2 separate regions of the Homo sapiens genome follow, and region 1 is linked to region 2. Evidence: read pairs that join two places in POLR2A ChIA-PET (ENCODE). Cell type or tissue: Caco-2. All regions are shown on one strand. Each heading gives the region's core, and the rest is flanking DNA. Links, peaks and the distances in the headings are about the cores only. Region 1 overlaps HNRNPUL2 (heterogeneous nuclear ribonucleoprotein U like 2). Region 2 has its middle 14 kb from the start of ASRGL1.

Region 1 (6,031 bases), core at 832-5,831, 400 kb after region 2:
ACATGGCGAAACCCTGTCTCTACTAAAAGTACAAAAATTAGCTGGGCGGGCACCTGTAATCCCAGCTACTCAAGAGGCTGAGGCAGGAGAATCGCTTGAACCCGGGAGGCGGAGGTTGCAGTGAGCCGAGATCGCGCCACTGTACTCCAACCTGGGCGACAAGGGCAAGACTCTGTCTTTAAAAAAAAAAAAAAAAAAAGCAGAATAAGAAATGTAGACAAACAGTAGATGTACCAGAAATATTTACTTAACAAATAACTGATTCACAGAAGCCTCTCCCTTGATCCTTTGAGTTTAAATTACCCTACGGTCACTTTTTTTTTTTTGAGACCGAGTCTTCTCACTCTGTTGTCCAGGCTGGAGTGCAGTGGCACAATCCCAGCTCACCGCAAACTCTGCCACCTAGGTTCAAGCAATTCTCTGCCTCAGCCTCCCGAGTAGCTGTGATTACAAGCGCCCACCACCATGCCCGACTAATTTTTTTTGTATTTTTAGTAGAGACAGGGTTTCACCATCTTGGCCAGGCTGGTTGTGAGCTCCTGACCTTGTAATCCACCCACCTCAACCTCCCAAAGTGCTGGGATTACAGGCGTCAGCCACCGCGCCTGGCTCACTATTTCCCTTTCTGTATCTTTTTCAAAACGAGCCAAGGCGGCTAGGCACAGCGGCGTATGCCTATAATCTAAGCACTTTAGGAGACCAAGGCGGGCAAATCACCTGAAGTCAGGAGTTCCAAGACCAGCCTGGGCAATATGGCGAAACCCCATCTCTACTAAAAATACAAAAATTAGCTAGGCATGGTGGCACATGCTTGTAATCTCAGCTACTTGGGAGGCTGAAGCAAGAGGATCACTTGAACCCAGGAGGTGGACGTTGCAGTGAGCTGAGATCACACCACTGCACTCCAGGCTGGGCAACAGGGTGAGACTCTGTCTCAAAACCAAACCAAAACAAACCAAGAAAACAATGAGTCAAAATTATTGCTTCTCTCTGTTCATTCATTTATCTACAAGTGCTCACGACCATTAAGTTCCTCTTCAGATTTACATTTTAGATGTAGAGTGTCACTCCAGTTGCTAAGAGACCTCAATAAGGTGTGCACTGACCAGGGATAAGATCTCTTTAACTTGTACAATTTTAGCCCACTGCTATGGTTTGAGTTATGTCCCACCAAAGTACAAGTGTTGAATACTTAATCCCCAATGAGCAGTATTGAGAGGGTGGGACTTTTAATGTGATTTGGTCATGAGGATTCCATCCTCATGAATAGATTAATGCCATTATTGTGAAAGTGGCTTTGTTATAAAAGCAAGTTCTCTCACATGTGCCCTCTTGCCTTTTGCCCTCCTGACATGGAATGATGCAGCAAGAAGGACCTCACCAGATGCTAATGCTATGCTCTTGGACTTCCTAGCCTCCAGAATGAGGGAAATAAACCTCTATTACTTACAAATTATGAAGTCTATGGTATTCTGTTATAGCAGCAGAAAATGGACTAAGACACCCACCTTTCATCTCCAGCATTATAGATTCAGGCACATCATCTCCCTCTACTTCCTTCCTCAACTCCAGCCTCTTCTTCCAATCTTCCTCATTAGGGACAACCACCACCACTTTCCGAGAGAAGGTCTTGAACAGCAATAGCTTCCGCCGTTGGCCAGAATTGTACACATTACACTAAGAACAGGAGGAATAACTGATGTTTAGGAAGAAAATTATCACTCAGATTTAACCAAAAGAATCAGTATCAGCTGGGCACGGTGGCTCACGCCTGTAATCCTAGCACTTTGGGAGGCCGAGGTGGGCAGATCATCTCAGGTCAGGAGTTCAAGACCAGCCTGGCCAACATGGTGAAACCTCATCTATACTAAAATACAAAAATTAACTCGGCATGATGGTGGGTGCTGTAATCCCAGCTATTTGGGAGGCTGAGACGGAAGAATCGCTTGAACCCAGGAGATGGTGGTTGCAGTGGGCTGAGATCACGCCACTGTACTCCAGCCTGGGTGGCGGCTGAGCAAGATTCCATCTCAAAAAAAAAAAAAAAAAAAAAAAAAAAAGGCCGGGCGTGACAGCTCACGCCTATAATCCTGTTATCCCAGCACTTTGGGAGGCTGAGGCAGGTAGATCATGAGGTCAGGAGATCAAGAGCATCCTGGCTAACACGATGAAACCCTGTCTCTACTAAAAATACAAAAAATTAGCCAGGCATGGTGGCGGGCACCTGTAGTCCCAGCTACTCGGGAGGCTGAGGCAGGAAAATAGCATGAACCTACGAGGCTGAGCTTGCAGTGAGCCGAGATAGCGCCACTGCACTCCAGCCTGGGCGACAGAGCGAGACTCGGTCTCAAAAAAAAAAAAAAAAAAAAAAAAGACTCAGTATCTTTGACAACTTAGACACGAGATAAAGGGTCAATACACATGATCTTCTTTAACTTTTCAAACTACATGACAGGTATTATCCTGTTTTGCTCATCAGGGAAACTGAGGTTCAGAAAGGATAAGGGACTTATCCAAGATCACAAACCAGAATGTGGTGGAGCCAGGAATTCAAATGAGTTCCAACTCTTTCCATTGTCTTTATTACATGTTTTATAGCCTGGGTCCATATATTTTCAAGTAAAAACACTAATTAGGGGTACCTCTGAGTTCAAAAAACATTGCAACCATAACACACAACCAGATGGTCATAATTAGGTAAGCTGACTCTGCTCCTTAATTCAGTCTCTCTTTATATACACATCCCACCTTGACTCTAGGCAATTTTATCAGATTAATACCTGATCAAGAATAAAGTTCCTCTTTGTCCGGGAAGCAATCTGGACCAGCTTACTAAGGCACTGGGAGGCTTGCTGAACTAAAAGGTCTCGGCTTTTGGGGTCCATCTCTGGCTCCTCGAGACCCTTCATCTGATTAGTTTGAGAGGAAGTGAAAAAAAAAAACAAAACACAAGTTATATTGCAAGTTAAAGCCCAAGAGTTATTGGTAAATGTCACCTCTTCAAATACTGAATCTATGATATCACTCTATTCCCATTCTTCAGTGCTGTGAATGTTGTCCATTTCCTGCAGTAGTCATTTCTATCTAGTCTTAACCTGGATGTATTTCAGATCTCATCTGCTTTCAGAAATTTGACAACACAGCAAAGAAAAAAAAAATCAATCCACCTAAAACGCATAGAGAAAAATCTCATTTCTCTATTTCTGGGACCCTTGTTCTCAGACACTTGAGACTAATTCTCCATTAAAGATAGGTTATAAGAGTCTCCAAATACTGTATCCGACAAATCCCCAACAGCAACTTACCCTCATTTGATTGAGCACAGTCTCAGCTCCCAGGACATTGTATCTTTTCTCAGGGTTTTCTTTTGCATATTTCAGTGCCCACTGGGTCTTTCCAGATCCGGGTAGTCCCACCATCAGAATCACCTGCAAAAAACAGAACCAGAAATATAATGAAAAATAAATGAGGGTCATGTTTATCAAAACCAATTTAAGAACATCCTCCCATTCCTGTTTGGTAACGCTCTGAGACCCTGGAGAGCATACGCACCCACCTCTGCAAAGCATACAACCTCAGTGTTCGTATACTGTTTGGCATACCTCACATTCCTCTATGGTCTTGGGAGGGACTGCAGTGCGTACACGCTCCTCAACAGGCACAGCATGAATGAACACAAACTCTTCTGGTGGTGGGAAGAAGGGCTCCTCCTTCTGACCGAAGTTTAATTCTACAACACAATTTTTGCAGAGGACATGGGGTAGAAGGGCCCGGTCTGCCAGGGAATCCTTGCTGATCCAGAATGCCACACCTAGGTCTTCTCCATTCTTGGAGAAGGAAAGTTCTACTTCTTCAGTCTCAAAATTCTACAATGACAAGGGACAAGAGCACTTATTGGCTGACGAGGCTTTGGGTTGATTAAACTTTACAATTTATTCTTTTTTCACACAGACTGCTGCACAAAGTAACTAAGCGAGCCACACACATCACATGCATAAAAGCCAGCAGTTGATGGGAAGCACAAGTGAATTCCCAGTGCCCTCTATCCGCTCCTTGTTATAACCCACAACTTTCAGGAGCACTTACAGCAAAGCAGCCAATAACATCATTCTCCCCAAAAGTCTGGCCAAATTCCTCAAATTGTCCATTTTCTGCCTTGAGTCCTCGTCCATCGAAACCGTAAGAGAATTCATCTTCACCTAGAACAGTCAACAAATTAGTTACCTACAACCGGACTTCCCATAGAGTAAGCAATATGGTAGTAAACACTAATGAGGAACTTAAAGAAATAACTTTACCAAGCTGTGGACGGGAAAAATCAACAGACCACCCAACTCGAAGGAGAGAGACCTCTGTGCAGCCTTCTTTCATTGGGAGATTCTGGGTTACCTGGCCAAGTCAGAAAGGGAACTATTAGATATTGTGACCAACTGAGTAGCAAACTCTGAGTTCGAAGGACAAGATTTTTATACAAACTGAAAACGACATTTACCTCAACTCAACATCAGAATAACAATCACTGAACTTAAAGCCACAGGGATCAATTTCTTGGTTACTGAAACTAAGGTTCTTGTTAAAGCACAGTGCTTTTACCTACCTGCACTAATAAAAGCCTGATTGGACAGAAGTCCAGTATACATAGGTAGTAGCTTAATGAATAAATGAACGGTCTTTTTAAAAAAATATTTCTTCCCCAGCCAGGTGCGGTAGCTCATGCCTGTAATCCCAGCACTTTGGGAGGCCAAGACGGGCGGATCACCTGAGGTCGGGAGTTCAAGACCAGCCCGACCAACATGGAGAAACCCCATCTCTACTAAGAATACAAAATTAGCCAGGTGTGGTGGCGCATGCCTGTAATCCCAGCTCCTCGGGAGGCTGAGGCAGGAGAATCGCTTCAACCCAGGAGGCAGAGGCTGTGGTGAGCCGAGATGGTGCCACTGGACTCCAGCCTGGGTAACAAGAGCGAAACTCCATCTCAAAAAAAAAGAGATAATAATCTTCTTTTCCCCCTCTAAGAACCGTAAGCATCCAGTAATAAATGAATGAATGAATGAATGGTCTTAATGAGCTACCTTTGCCTCAAAGCAGACTTTTCCCTTTGTCACTCCGTAAGTACTCCTTGCCCCAGACCAAAGGGTGGGGAACTTCTCTGAGAAAAGTGGCTGCCCTCCATAGCGGTCTTTGCTCACTTGAAAATGCAGATCCGAGGTATCTGTAAAGAAAGAAGCAATCAGTTTACTCCAATGTCCAATACTTGTAAGCCGCCAACAGAGCATAAGTATACCAGTTGTTGTAGTGGATACAAAGTCTCATAGAATTTATAGGCTATGAAGTTTTAATCTCCAAAATCACTTTTAGGAGATTAGTTAAAAACCACAGTCTGTCTGCCTTATACATACACGTGTCCAGGTTCACAAGAGTTTGATCCTCCTCCTCATCTTTTGCCTCTTCTTCAGGAGGCAGTGGAGACTTTGAGCTATATATGTAAGATAGAAAAGAAACACAATGTAAACAAAGCCCTCTTCTTTGAGGGGTGTGTGTGTATGACATTATGTCCATTTTAAACTGTCAGTGAATATCAAATCCCAGCAGACAGCTTTTTCCAATAAATGAGAAAGGGCAATAGGAGTTTCCATGGTAGATGCAATCTAAAACTCATGCCTATAAAAACCTATTCCATTTTGAATCCACCCTCCTTCCAGTCTCTCCAGTCAATACCAGGTATACCAAAATCAGAGCAGACACTCCCTTCAACGAAAGGGACTGTTTCCCTCACCGGCTGTGGTAAGCCTCCTCTCGGAATTCATAGTAAGCTCGGCCATGTTCATCCTTCTCATCCCGCTGTCTCTTTACCCCCCGCCGCTCACCATCTGAGCCTGCTGGTTTTGACTTTTCACTATCCTGGTCATCTCCTACAAAAACGAGGGAAAGAAAATCAGCAGTTTTCATACTGGAGTGTAGAATAAGCTCACAACTAATAGACACTAACAGGGAATCTGAGAATCTGTCTGATCAAAACAGCCAGGTTATT
Region 2 (6,031 bases), core at 171-5,170:
TGGTGCTGCAGTAAACCTTGGAGTTAGATATCTCTTCAAAATCCTGATTTCCTTTCTCTTGGGTATACACTTAGCAATGGGATTGCTGGATCGTATGGTAGCTCTACTTTTAGTTTTTTGAGGAACCTCCAAACTGTTCTCCATAGTGGTTGTACTAATTTGCACTCCCACCAACAGTGTACAAGGGTTCTCTTTTCTCCACATCCTCCCCAGCATTTGTTATTGCCTGTCTTTTGGATAAAAGCCATCTTAACTAAGGTGAGGTGATATTTCATTGTAGTTTTGATTTGTATTTCTTGGATGATCAATGATGTTGAGCACCTTTTCATTTGCCTGTTTGCCATTTGTATGTCTTCTTTTGAGAAATGCCTATTCAGATCTTTGACCCACTTTTAATCAGATTATTATTATTTTTTCCTATAAAATTGTTTAAATGTAGCCAGGCACAGTGGCTCACACCTATAATCCCAGCACTTTGGGAGGCCAAGGCAGATGGATCACTTGAGGTCAGGAGTTCGAGATCAGCCTGGCCAACATGAAAAACCCCAACTCTACTAAAAATACAAAAATTAGCCGGGTGTAGTGGTGGGTGTCTGTAGTTCCAGCTACTCAGGAGGCTAAGGCGGGAGAATCGCTTGAACCCAGGAGGCGGAGGTTACAGTGAGCCAAGATCGCACCACTGCATTCCAGCCTGGGCGACAGTCTCAAAAAAAAAAAATTGTTTAAATGTAATGTTTGAGCAGACAGGTTGACCTTGGAGGGAAGAGTTTGGATGACAAGTGTGCTGGTGGCAGGAATGGAGTGGGGTGAGGAGTGAGTGGGTGGTGGGATGGGGACACAGGGAGAGAAGAAGTTTTTGGAGAGAAGATAACACAGTTGGCAGATTCTCTAGAGCCTATCAAGGCATTGCCTTGTGGGATGAAGTCATTATAAATTTGGGGTCTCAAAAAAACAATGGGCATAGGGATCATGCAAATTCCTGAATTTAGGCACAAAGCCTCAGCTGCCCACGTATAAAACAGGCCAGTGTGAAACTCCCACTTGCCCGTGCTTCTGAGGAGAGTGTCTGTTCATCTGAGGCTAAGGCAACACTGACCTTTATAGCTCCCACTGAAAGCTGATGGTTCTGGCTTTCGAGTCAGGGACCTGTGGTTATCAGCCCTGGGTAAACTTGACAAAAGGAGTGACGGGCAGAATTGCCTGGAGCAGTGATGAGAAAATCCGAAACCAAAAAGGGTATATAGGATGACTCCTCCGGGATACTTGGACATGCTCCCGGAGGCTCTGCAGTTAACCTGCCTATAGGAGGGGAGGAGCCTAGGATTCTGTTGCTGACACTCCAGCTTCTGTTGCATCCCCTCCCCACTTTTCCGAAAGGCACAGCAACTCCTTGGGTCATCGTACATTGGCAGGAGGAAGCTGGGTTTGCCATCAGAAAAAGAGGATGACCTCGGTTAACAAAAGTAAAACATTTGGGAGGCCAAGGCGGGTGGATCACCTGAAGTCAGGAGTTCGAGACCAGCCTGACCAACATGGTGAAACCCCATCGCTACTAAAAATACAAAATCAGCTGGACATGGTGGCACATGCCAGTAATCCCAGCTACTTGGGAAGCTGAGGTGGGAGAATTGCTTGAACCCGGGAGGCAGAGGTTGCAGTTAAGCCGAGATCGCACCATTGCACTCCAGCCTGGGCAACAAGAGCAAAATTCCATCTCACAAAGAAACACAAACAAAAACAAAAATAAAACAACAGGAATGCCAACAAGGAAAGGCAGCTCTGGGTCAGCAAGCACACCCTTCTTTGTCCAAAGGGCAGAACACAACACGAGCAGCAGAGAAGGAGCCCAGGATAACCTGGAGGAAGACATCAGCTGGTGGCTGGAAAGGCTGCTCCAGGGTGTGTCAGGCAAATTAAATGAACTCAGCCAAGACTATTTTATAAAATAATAATCATGTCCAATATATTATTCTATTCTACATCTCATAAAGTACTTTCACATACATTATTTCTTCTCATTAATCAATTGAAAGGAACATATTCTAGAGTGGCTCCTGGAAGAGAATGGTCTAGATTTATTTGAGCATAGGGAGGATAACAATGTTAGTCCAGCTCAGAAGAAGCAAGTGAGGCTGCCAGGGTCACCCCAGGCAGACACTCGGCACAGGAATTTCAGCACGGGCCCTTGACCCTAAGATGCACAGGAATGGAACACTCAGGCTTCATTTTAAGCTTTCCCTGCTTGTGAAGGTTAATTTCAGGTGTCAGCTTGACTGGATTAAGGGATACCCAGATAGCTGGTAAACCACTATCTGTGGGTGTGTCTGTGAGGGTGTATTCAGAAGAGGTTGGCATTTGAATCACTGGGAAGATCCACCCTCACCCAGTGTGGGCCCAATCAGCTGAGGGCCCACGTAGAACAGAAAGGCAGACAAAGGGTGAATTTGCTCTTGCTGTCTCTCTGCTGGAGCTGGGACACCCTTCTTCTCCTGCCCTAGGCAATAGGAACTTCAGGTTCTCTGGCCTTTGGACTCTGGAACATACATCAGCTGCCTCCCAGTTTCTCAGGCCTTCAGCCTCAGACTTCCATTTCACAATATCAACTTGTCTGGTTCTCAGGCCTTTGGGCTTGGACTGAGACACGCTTCAGGCTTCCCTGGTTCTCCAGCTTGCAGCTGGCCTGCCATGGGACTTCTCAGCCTCCATCCTCACATAAGCCAATTCCCCTAACAAATCCCCCTATATATTTATACAAACATATAGTTATATATAATCTCCTATTGGTTCTGTCTCTCTAGAGAACCCCAACTAATACACTGCTCTACACAGCTCTACAGTAATGGAGGTCTAAATGATAATCTAAGTAAAATGTTTGCTAACTACCTGCCATCTCTAATTAGCTACACCATTAGCTAGATCAAATAGCTAATCAACTAGCTAGACCAACATGCAAAGGAGAGAATCCTCCTCTCATTACACATACTTCTGGAAAGGCTAATAAGTGTAGAAGAAAGAAAAGTGTCAATCGCCTAACTCAGGATCAACAAACTTTCTGCAATGGGCCAGGAAGAAAATATGTGAGGCTTTGTAGGCCACCATCGTCTGTTCCAGCTACTCAACCCTGCCACTCTAGGGTGAAAGCAGCCAGAGACAATATGTAACAAACAAATGAGTGTCAACTAATGAGAAATAAGGGCTGGACATGGTGGCTCATGCCTGTAATCCCAACAATTTGGGAGGCTGAGGCTGGTGGATCATGAGGTCAGGAGATCGAGACCATCCTGGCCAACATGGTGAAACCCTGTCTCTACTAAAATACAAAAAATTAGCTGGGCATGGTGGTGCACGCCTGTAGTCCCAGCTACTCAAGAGGCTAAGGCAGGGAAATCACTTGAACCCAGGAGGCAGAGATTGCAGTGAGCCTAGATCATGCCACTGCACTCCAGCCTGAGGACAAAGCGAGACTCCGTCTCCCCCGACCAAAAAAAAAAAAAAAACCCTGCAGGGCAGCAAACAAGAGAGGAATTGCAATGCGGGAGACACAAATCTAGCAAGCAGCTAAATCATGTTCCCTCCAAGTGAGGTTGAGCAGGAGTTTTAGAGGTTTACTGTAAATTTACACAAGTGGGACAACTTAGCATGGTCTATGATTAATGGTGATTGATTGACAGCTTAGAATGTCTCTAGCTGATGATCAGCTTATGTTGGCACAGCTCTCTCCCCAGGAGATTTGTGATCAGGCCCAATATAAATAGGTTAAACTAAATGTACCTGCTTCTTCAGGATGTTTACAGTTTGGCCCAGTTCCACAGGTGACATTCTGTCTGGGTGTGTATAGGCCTGGGTCCAACTCTTCCTACCCACCCACCAACTTTTTAGATGCCTCTGACATAGCCATTTCCATCCTGGATTTCCTTTCATATAAATATGTTTGTTTCCCAAGAAGACTTTATTTCTGAACCCTGAAATTTGATTTCACATAATTTCCATGTGTCAGAAAGTACTGTTCTTCTTTTGATTTTTTTAACCATTTAAAAATATAAAATCCAGGGCCGGGCGCGGTGGCTCACGCCTGTAATCCCAGCACTTTGGGAGGCCGAGGCGGGTGGATCACAAGGTCAGGAGTTCGAGACCAGCCTGGCCAACCTGGTGAAACCCTGTCTTTACTAAAAATACAAAAAATATCTGGGCGTGGTGGCGGGCGCCTGTAATCCCAGCTACTCGGGAGGCTGAGGCAGGAGAATCACTTGAACCCAGGAGGCGAAGGTTGCAGTGAGCCGAGATCACGCCATTGCACTCCAGCCTGAGCGACAAGAGTGAAACTCCGTCAAAAAAACAAAAAACAAAACAAACAAACAAAAACGTGCAGAGGGCAGAGCAGAGGATGCATGCACGTGGAAAATGAGAATAACTCTCTTACCTACCTTCAGCAGTGCTCTAACAATTGCAGCAGATTATACCCCAGAGGTCGCAGGAGGAAAAGACTTAACCCTGAAGGCAGGCCAGCCGCTGGGAGAGCCAAGAAGAGGCAAAGCTTTACGTGCCCTCTAGCCCGCTGCCCACTTCCAGAGCCAGGTAAGTCAGTTCTCCTTCTGAGAAGGTGAGGACTGCCTCCTATGGCTAGATGAAGAGTGATTTCTATAAACAGCCCTGGCTCCGGGCAATGTGGGTACCGTCATGACCATCACAAATATGTTTACATTTGCTAAGATCGCAAACAATCTAAACAACCACCGATAGCGCTGAGACAGAATGGTGTCCAAGATATACTACTGAGTGAGAAGAGGAAATTACAGGTCACCCAGGACATTACGCAAGGCGCACACTATTTGTATCAAAGAAGGGTGGCCACAGACGGAGGAGGCTCCCACCACAGGCCAACTTCATCATTGCAAAGCCTCCGCCAGCCGATCCCTGGGGAAACAGCGCCTCCTTGGGGCCAGAGCGCTGTATCTGCACCCCACACCTCCGCATTGGAGGTGTCAGGATGGCTGAGGCCGCCTTGGAGGGTGGCTGCTTCATCTCACCGACCCCTGGTGAAGACGCTAAGAAATGATGGTGCTCTAAAAGAAGTCTCTTTGGCTGTTTCGTTTATCCCATCAGAAAAGAACAGAGATTCAAATCTTGCTATCACCATATTGCCTTTTCATCATCAGGGTTAGCCACAGCACAAGCTATTGAGAAGCTGCTTGGCAAAACTCCTGTGCCCAAGAGGATTGTGTCTTATGGGCTTCAGACACAATCTCTGCCAAGGAGAACCTGCAGTCTAGGATGAGGAAACAGTTATAGAGAGTAGATAGATAAAAAGATATAAGTATTTACAAATCCATAGTATAGGGTTGGTAATAAATTACTAGAACAAACAGGAACTGATTTATTACTTACATCTTAGTTCTTTCCAAAAAAAATTGTGAGTTACAATATGAAACTGCAGAGGATGTCAAATCATTTAGGGACAGGGAGAGCACGAGGCTTGGAGAAGGAAGGACAGAATTCCATCCCTGGCCCTCTCACTTCACACTTGGTATGACTCTTCACTGCCCTTTGACCTGGAGTTTTGGGGGCACCAAACTCTAGGTGAAAACCTCTCTATACAATCAACTCAAACTGAGGGAAGAGAGAGACCCTCTCATATTGTTTTATACTGTTTTATACTCAGTACCTGTTTTAAGAAAAAATGACAAGGAAGTAAAACCAAAGACAGGCAGCCCGGCGCCAGGCCCAAAACCAGTCCTGGGCCTGCCTGGCCTAAACCCAGTAGTTAAAAATCAACTCACAACTTAGAAACTGATGTTATTCATAGATTCCAGACATTGTATAGAAGAACACTGTGACACTCCCTGCCCTGTTCTCTTTCTCTCTGACCACCGGTGCATGCAGCCCCTGTCATGTACCACCTGCTTGCTCAAATCAATCACGACCCTTTCATGTGAAATCTTTAGTGTTGTGAGCCCTTAAAAGGGACAGAAATTGTGCATCGGGGAGCTCAGATTTTAAGGCAGTAGCTTGCCGATGCTCCCAGCTGAATAAA

What was found. ChIA-PET counts read pairs that join two places held together with the same protein. Peaks named below come from ENCODE experiments on the same cell type or tissue, not always from the same donor. Only the 100,000 strongest peaks of a DNase experiment are listed, where the experiment ranks them.
Region 1: POLR2A ChIA-PET joins it to region 2 with 5 read pairs; 3 of 35 experiments call an interaction of 5 or more read pairs at or near these places.

What each region holds. Positions count from the first base shown.
Region 1 is chr11:62,718,515-62,724,545 of GRCh38, forward strand. HNRNPUL2 (heterogeneous nuclear ribonucleoprotein U like 2) reads right to left here. Exons shown (of 14, transcript NM_001079559.3): 2 at 5,777-5,912; 3 at 5,400-5,476; 4 at 5,073-5,212; 5 at 4,299-4,389; 6 at 4,087-4,199; 7 at 3,603-3,866; 8 at 3,306-3,428; 9 at 2,781-2,909; 10 at 1,509-1,677. HNRNPUL2-BSCL2 (HNRNPUL2-BSCL2 readthrough (NMD candidate)) reads right to left here. Exons shown (of 24, transcript NR_037946.1): 2 at 5,777-5,912; 3 at 5,400-5,476; 4 at 5,073-5,212; 5 at 4,299-4,389; 6 at 4,087-4,199; 7 at 3,603-3,866; 8 at 3,306-3,428; 9 at 2,781-2,909; 10 at 1,509-1,677. Among named protein-coding and RNA genes, the nearest start is that of HNRNPUL2-BSCL2, 5.9 kb to the right of the region's middle. In Caco-2, for the core only: a CTCF peak has its summit at 3,696; a DNase peak (open chromatin) is centred at 3,657.
Region 2 is chr11:62,320,179-62,326,209 of GRCh38, forward strand. No RefSeq gene overlaps it. Among named protein-coding and RNA genes, the nearest start is that of ASRGL1, 14 kb to the right of the region's middle. RefSeq lists an enhancer at 5,005-5,506. In Caco-2, for the core only: a CTCF peak has its summit at 4,957 (motif pointing left); DNase peaks (open chromatin) are centred at 2,563 and 4,893.